2 separate regions of the Homo sapiens genome follow, and region 1 is linked to region 2. Evidence: read pairs that join two places in POLR2A ChIA-PET (ENCODE). Cell type or tissue: Panc1. All regions are shown on one strand. Region 1 has its middle 18 kb from the start of SUSD1. Region 2 overlaps SHOC1 (shortage in chiasmata 1).

Region 1 (4,000 bases), 460 kb after region 2:
GAGCCTGGGAGGCGGAGGTTGCAGTGAGCCGAGATGGCGCCACCGCACACCAGCCTGAGCAACAGAGTGAGACTCCATCTCAAAAATAAATCAATAAATCAATAAATATGTATTAAGACAGAGCAAGACCCTGTCTCAAAACCAAACAAAAACAATAACACTTTTTGGTTCACAATCTGGTTATGAAAGAAACACAAGTGAATTATGGAACATTTTAATAAAGAAAAATTATAGAGAACAAAATAAAGACTTGTCATGAACATTAAAAACTACACCTGTAGTCCCAGCTACTTGGGAGGCTGAGGCGGGAGAATCATTTGATCCTGGGAGGCAGAGGTTGCGGTAAGCTGAGATCGCGCCATTGCACTCCAGCCTAGGCAACAGAGCAAGATTCTGTCTCAAAAAAAAAATAAAAAGAACTGCCTGAGACTGGGTAATCTATAAACAAAAGAGGTTTAATAGACTCATAGTTTCGCATGGCCGGGGAGGCCTCAGGAAACTTACGGTCATGGTGGAAAGGGAAGCAGGCACCTTCTTCACAAGGCAGCAGGACAGCCAGTGAGAGCACAAGCAGAATTACCATTTATAAAATCATCAGATCTCATGATAATTCACTACCACAAGAACAGCATGGTAGAAACCGCCCCAATAATCCAATCACTTCCCTTCCTTGACATGTGGGGATTACATTTTGAGATGAGATTTGGGTGGGGACACAGAGCCAAACCATATCACCAGTTAAATTTGCATTTCAGATAAACAGTGAATAATGTTTTAGTATCAGTATGTCCCATGCAATATTGTAACAAATACTGCATCAGATATACTTAAACTATGACATTATTTGTTATTTATTTGAAATGCAAATTTAGCTGGGCATACTGTATTTTATCTGGCAACTTCAATTTCACCTCCATTCATCATGCCAAGATGGTCCTTATCTATGCTACAGTTTTAGGAATACGGAAAAAGGTTTCCAAGCATTTCCCACAGCTGCCGGTATTCTGGCCTAAAATTTTACTAACAGAGGATGGGTTTTTTGTGTGTGTTGCCATTGGTTGCAGATTTTATCTCAGGGGCTGTACAGAAAACAAGGATCTGATGGAAAGGAGGATGGAAAATGATGAAATGATGAAAAACACTAAAAATTACATAGCACTTTCTCCATGCCAGGTACTTTTCTGAGCACCTTACACATTTTAACTCCTGTAATCTGTACAACCACTTAATAGCACCTACTATTATCCTGATCTTACAGACGAGGAAACTAAATTACAGAGAAGCAGAATGATTTGCCCAAAGTCTCAGGTGGCAGAACTAGCATTCAAACTTGAGCAGCCTAAGTCCCAAATTGATGCTTTCAGCCACCCTGCTATGGCAATTCTCAGAGGCAGAGCCAGCGTCTGGAGGCCAGGGACGGCTCCAAACGAGTCTTGCTGAAGGTCTACGGAGGCTTGCTAAAGGAATGGGGCTGGAAAGGACCTGGACGAACGCTACGTCACTGCTTGTTTAGCGGTCCCCCGGTTCCAGGAGGTGAAGTCCTAATTCCTTAGCCTGGCATTGTATTGGCAGTCTTCACCACACCCCAATTCCCACCTGAGGCCCAATCTAGCCTCCTATCTAGCAGGTACTTGGTGCTGCTCCCCAAACCTCCCACACGCCCTTATTCCTCTTCCTTAGCATATTCTGTTCCCTCCCCTCACTCTCTTCCATGTCTGTTCAGAGAGAGCGCTCACCAAATAACTATTTGCTCCTCCACCTTCCCCAGCCTCCCTAGCAATTAAGTTGGGACCATATAATTCTGGCTAGTGGATCGTGAGCAGAAGTGACATGTGTCAATTCTCAGACAAGGTATTTAAGAGCTCAAGTATCTAAGAACCAGTGGTCTCTTCCCTGCTGAGAAGACTTTGGAGGCTGTGTGTTTTAGATGGGGCAGCGGCAAGGTGGAGGGCAATAGCCCAACCCATAGAAATGAACTTTTGTTGGTGATAAGCTGTGGATTTTCACGTTTATCTGCGGCCACAACATCACCTAGACTCTTCTGACCAGGATATCATTCAAGACCCTGTCCAGACTGCACTCTGGCCCCTGTCCCTTCCACTGTGCTCCCCTGGTGTTTTCTTTTTTTTTTTTTTTTCCTTTCCCTGGAGACAGGATCTTGCTCCGTGCCCAGGCTGGAGTGCAGTGGTGCAATCACAGTTCACTGCAACCTCGACCTCCTGGGCTCAAGTAATCCTCCCACCTCAGCCTCCAAGTAGCCAGGACTACAGGTGCATGCCACCATGCCTACGTTTTTTTATTTTTTGTAGAGATGAGGTCTCACTACATTAACTAGGCTGCTCTCAAACTCCTGTGCTCAAGTGATCCTCCCACTTTGGCCTCCCATCATGCTGGGATTTGAGGCATGAGCCACTGTGCTGGGCCTCCCCTGGTGTTTTCTAAACCCCTCCCTTAGTTCTTAGTAAAGCTTAGTAAACGCCTGCCTGCTTAGTTCTTTTTCTCCCGCTAATCAGGGCTCAGGAACCTTGTCTCATTTGACTTTGTGACTGCAGACATTTACATAGAACTTTAGCATGTGCTGAATGAACGAATGAGCCAATGATTTACTGAGTTTAGACCAAGACTTCTCTTTAAATTCTTTTCAACCTAAAGATACTTGTGGAATTGCCCTGCTCACGCTAAAGACGTTACCTCTCCAGCTGTTACCTCTGCTATTACTTAAGTAAAGGATAGCCTCCCTTTAAATAGGTCTGAAGTCTTTGGAAATTCAATTACATGTAGCTGTGTTATTTATATAGTGGCTGGTAACCAGAAGAGAAAGAGATTGTGGGTGATGACATTCATTCTTAGTCACAAATTAAAAGGGAAACATGACAATGACATTCCCACTGTGAGAGAAAAGGTCACCAGGCATTGAGAAGCCCTAATTGCAAGGCTGTGTTCACATTCTAATCATCTGTACTTCCTGGGGATGTCACTACCAGTGATGCAGAAAGGCTAAGTCCATCGTCTACTTAGCAGAAAGAGGGAACGTTATTTCCCTAAACATTTGCTGTCTTGAGATCAGTGATTCTCAACCAGGGAAGGCAGGCAGACAGCCTGAGCTCAGGAGTTCGAGATCACCCTAGGCAACATGGTGAAACCCCATCTCTACTAAAATACAACAACTTAGCCAGGCGTGGTAACACGTGCCTGTAGTCCCAGCTACTCGGGAGGCTGAGGCAAGAGAATCGCTTGAGCCCAGGAGGCAGAGGTTGCAGTGAGCTGAGACTGCTCCACTGCACTCCAGCTTGGGCTACAGAGTAAGATTCTGTCTCTAAATAAATAAATAAATAAAATAAAGTTTGTAAGTGGCCAAAGAAATATTCACTTGGATAAATTTAGAAACTGTTGCCCTACTTTGGGACCAGACTAACATTTTCAAACTTTTCAAAAAAGGCTAATGTGCAATTGAGCTTGTTTTGTTTGGAATACAGAGTTGAAGTTCTGAAGACATTTAATCTGAAACACGAAGGCTCAAATACCAACTGTGTTGTTCCTTTCAACATTTATTACAAAAATCTATTTCTAGAGTCTTCAGGTTGATATTAAAATGTCTTTTCTTCACAGTTTACTGGGAGCAGAAAAAAAAAAGTCTTTTCATTTTCTCATCTTGATGACTCTCTAAAAGACAGGATTTTGAGATTGGTTACCAAGAAAAACAAACTCCAACCTCCTCCAGCCCAGCTGCAGGATAAATTCAAGCTATCAGTTTTCCTTGTGTCAGAGGTGGACCCAAATTTTCTCTGTGAAACTCCAAGGGGAAACTCTTTCCTCCTGACATTTTGTCCTCTTTGCCAGAAAAAGCCTCAAGAAGGGTTTAAGTAACACAGCTTTGAGTCAGTTGCGTAAGAAAACATTTAGAAAAGCACTTTCAGAAATTCAGAGATAAAGTAGTTCCCTGTTTACCAAAAAGAAGAGAACCAACTTCATACGCCATTTTATCAGTTCCATCAATGTC
Region 2 (4,000 bases):
TCCCTAGTCATTAGGTTGCATCAATGTGTACTGGATTTTAGGAATAAACAATAGCAGCCAATAAAAAAAAATATTGTTGTATTTATTTCATCAGGGTAACCTATGTCAAACTTATTCTGGAATGCCTATTTTATTTTTATGAGAAGTAAAATGATATGACACATTATATTACCTTTGATGTGGCTGTAAGCAGTGAATATAAGACAGTTACAACTCAAACAGAAACTGTTAGGTAATGTTAGAAAGAAACAATTAAGTAGACAGAAAGTTTTCTTTCAAGTACACATAAAAATATAATTTAAAATACTGAGACAGGACTGACAGCTAAAAGAGAAAAAAGAATGCAGAATTGACCAACAAAAGTTAGAGATACTATGAATTTGTAAGGCCATGTTGTAGAAAGCAAGTTTTACAAATAGTGGCTTTTGTTATAAATTCAAATGCATTTTTAGACTTTTTGAAACATATGTATCTGTATCTAAATCATGCCTATATATCCATATCTATCTGTAAACAAGAAGTTATCAAGAATCAATGACATTTTCCTTGACTACAAAAAATAACATAATTTTATCTAGAAGAACTTTATCTCCTTGCCTTCTATAATAAATTATGTACTTAGTCCTTGAGCCTACCATATCTACGGCAAAATATTATTAAATTACTTACCATGTTTTTCATCACTGTTTGTGACTTCAGTCTTTGAGGTGCAAGTCTTATATTTATTTCGCAGCATAATAAAGTCGCTCAAAAGGTCCAAATCATTCTCTTGTTTTTTGCCATGTTCAAAAGATGCTTTTTTAATTATTGAAGAGGAAGGTGATTTAATAGATGGTCCTGTGCAGTCAAGTTCAAAGTGATCGTTATTTTCTTTCTTTTGGATTATTCTGTTTACTGGTTCTTGGTCATTCTTTGGTTTTTCTTCTTTTGCTGCTCCTTTATCAGAGAAATAGTCATCAGAAAAACATAGATCTGGTACTTCTTTTGCCAGAGATGGACTCTTTTGTGGAAGTGATAAATGAGCATTTGTAGATTTTTCATCAATAAGTGCAATAGGTGAAGAATGACTTTTATGTTCTAGACATGCTGAAAACAGAAAATAACAACACACAAGTAACTTCCACACCTAAACGAGTGTTCTATTAGGTATTTGAATAACTTTTAGTTGTGGTTTCTTATTAATGTAATTTGATCTTTATGAGCACTTTGTTTACTGCTTTGAAAATCAATTTTTGGTCTGAATAAAATAAATTTTTAAAAAGGATCAAAATTTAGCACCCTTCTTCTTACTATAGGAGCTAGTTTACCAAGCAAAGAAGACATTCCAGTAAAGCCCTTTTGCTCATAGGCTTATGAATCATACCCTTGCAGGTAACAGTTACTCCATGGGTCAAACACTTACCTACCAGGAAAGCCACAATGGAAAAAAATACTTGCAATACATATAACTGACAAAGGACTGTATCCAAAATATATAAAGAACTCCTTATAACTCTATATTTGAAAAGGAACCCAATTAAAAATTTGGCAAAAGACTTGAACAATAGTTCACATAAGATATGCATATTCTACAAAATAGACGAATCTTGAAAACATGCTAAGTGAAAGAAGTGTCACAAAAGGCCACATATTGTATGATTCCATTTATATAAAATGTCCAGAAAAGGCAAATCTATAGAGAAAGAACAGTGGTTCCAGAGCTGAGTAAAATGGGGAGTGACCACTAATGGGTACAGGATTTCTTTTGGGGATGGTACAAGTTTTCTAAAATGGTTTGTGGTGATGATTGCACAACTCTGGGCTTATATTAAAAACCATGGAATGGTTTACTTTAAATGAGTCAATTGTATGGTATGTGAAATGTATCTTGATAAAGCTGTTACAGGAATACCTCAGAGATATTGTGGGTTCAGTTCTCGACCATCACAATAAAGTAAATATGTTAAGGTGAGTCACACAAATGTTTTGATTTCCCAGTACAAATGTAAAAGTTATGTTTATGCTATACTGCAGTGTATTGTGTACAATAGCATTATGTCTAAACAAACAAGTACATACTTTAATTTTAAAATACTTTATTGCCAAAAAATGCTAATGATCATCTGAGCCTTTACTAAGTCATAAACTTTTTGCAAAGGTGGGGGGTTCTTTTTTCTTTTTTTTTCTTTTTGAGACATGGTCCTCCTCTGTAGCCCAGGCTGGAATGCAGTGCCACAATCATAGCTCACTGCAACCTCCAACTCCTGGGCCCAAGCAGTCCTCCCACCAGCTGAGACTACAGGTGCGTACCACCATGCCAGGCTTTTATTTTTATTTTTATTTTTAGGAGAGACAAAGTTTTGCTATGTTGCCCAGGCTGATCTTGAACTCTTGGGCTCAAGTAATCCTCCCACATTGGCCTCCCAAGTGCTGGAATTACAGGTGAAAGCCACTGTGCCCGGCTAGGGGGTCTTGTCTCAATGTTGACAGCTGCTGACTGTCAGAGTGGTGGTTGCTAAAGGTTGGTGTGGCTGTGGAAATTTCTTAAACTAAGACAACAATGAAGTTTGCCACACTGACTGACTTTTCTTTTCACGAAAGATTTTTCTGTAGCATGTGCTGTTTGACAGCATTTACCCAGAGTAGAACTTCTTTCAAAATTGGAGTCAAGGTCAGGAGCGTGGCTCATGCCTATAATCCCAGCACTTTGGGAAGGCCGAGGCAGGCGGATCATGAGGTCAAGAGATCGAGACCATCCTGGCCAACATGGTGAAACCCATCTCTACTAAAAATACAAAAATTAGCTGGGCATGGTGGCGCATGCCTGTAGTCCCAGCTACTCAGGAGGCTGAGGCAGGAGAATCGCTTGAACCTGAGAGGCGGAGGGTACAGTGAGCCAAGATCATGCTACTGCACTTCAGCCTGGTGAGAGTGAGACTTGGTCTCAAAAAAAAAAAAAAATTGGAGTCAATCCTCTCCAACCCTGCCACTACTTTATCAACTATGTTTATGGAATATTCCAAATCCTTTGTTGTCATTACAACAATGTTCACAGAATCTTCACCAGGGACAGATTCTATCTCAAGAAACCATTTTCTTTGCCCATCCATAAGAAACAACTCCTCATTTGTTCAAGTTTTGGCATGAGATTGCAGCAATTCAACCACACCTTCAGGCTCCACTTCTAATTCTAGTTTTCTTGCTATTTCTACCACATCTGTAGTTACATACTTGCACCACTAAAGTCTTGAACCCTTCAAAATCATCCATGAAGGTTCAAATCAACTTTTTTCTATCTTGCTAATGTTGATATTTTGGCCTCCTCCCAAGAATAAGGAATGTTCTTAATGGCATCTAGAATGGTGAATCCTTTCTCAAAAGTATTTCAATTGACTTTGACTAGATCCATCAGAGGAATCACTATCTATGGCAGCTCTGGCCTTATGAAATGTATTTCTTAAATAATAACACTAGAAAGTAGAAATGACTCCTTGATCCATGGGCTGCAGAATGGATGTTGTGTTAGCAGACATGAAAACAACATTAATCTTCTTGTATATCTCCATCAGAGCTCTTGAATGACCAGGTATGCTGTCAATGAGCAGTAATATTTTGAAAGGAATCTTTTTTTCTGAGTAGTAGGTCTCAACAGTGGCCTTAAAATATTGTAAGCCATGCTGTAAACAGATGTGCTATCATTCTGGCTTTGTTGTTCCATTTATAGAGCACAGAAAGTGTAGACTTATCATAATTCTTAAGGGCCTTAGGATTTTCAGAATGGTAAATGAGCTTTGGCTTCAACAGTCAACAGCTGCATTAGCCCCTAATAGGAGTGTCAGCCTGCCCTTTGAAGCTCTGAAGCCAGACATTGACTGCTTCCTACTGGCTATAAAAGTCCTAGATAACACTTTCTTCAAATAGAACGCTGTTTCATCTACATTGAATATCTGTTGTTTAGTGTAGCCATCTTCATCAATAATATTGGCCAGATCTTCAGGATAACTTGCTGCAGCTTCTACAT

The links. ChIA-PET counts read pairs that join two places held together with the same protein. Peaks named below come from ENCODE experiments on the same cell type or tissue, not always from the same donor. Only the 100,000 strongest peaks of a DNase experiment are listed, where the experiment ranks them.
Region 1: POLR2A ChIA-PET joins it to region 2 with 8 read pairs; 2 of 35 experiments call an interaction of 5 or more read pairs at or near these places.

What each region holds. Positions count from the first base shown.
Region 1 is chr9:112,191,262-112,195,261 of GRCh38, forward strand. No RefSeq gene overlaps it. Among named protein-coding and RNA genes, the nearest start is that of SUSD1, 18 kb to the left of the region's middle. In Panc1, no CTCF peak of the experiment used is centred here; no DNase peak of the experiment used is centred here.
Region 2 is chr9:111,726,964-111,730,963 of GRCh38, forward strand. It overlaps SHOC1 (shortage in chiasmata 1), which reads right to left. Exons shown (of 28, transcript NM_001378211.1): 13 at 670-1,086. Among named protein-coding and RNA genes, the nearest start is that of SHOC1, 66 kb to the right of the region's middle. In Panc1, no CTCF peak of the experiment used is centred here; a DNase peak (open chromatin) is centred at 1,878; H3K27ac peaks cover 3,694 bases.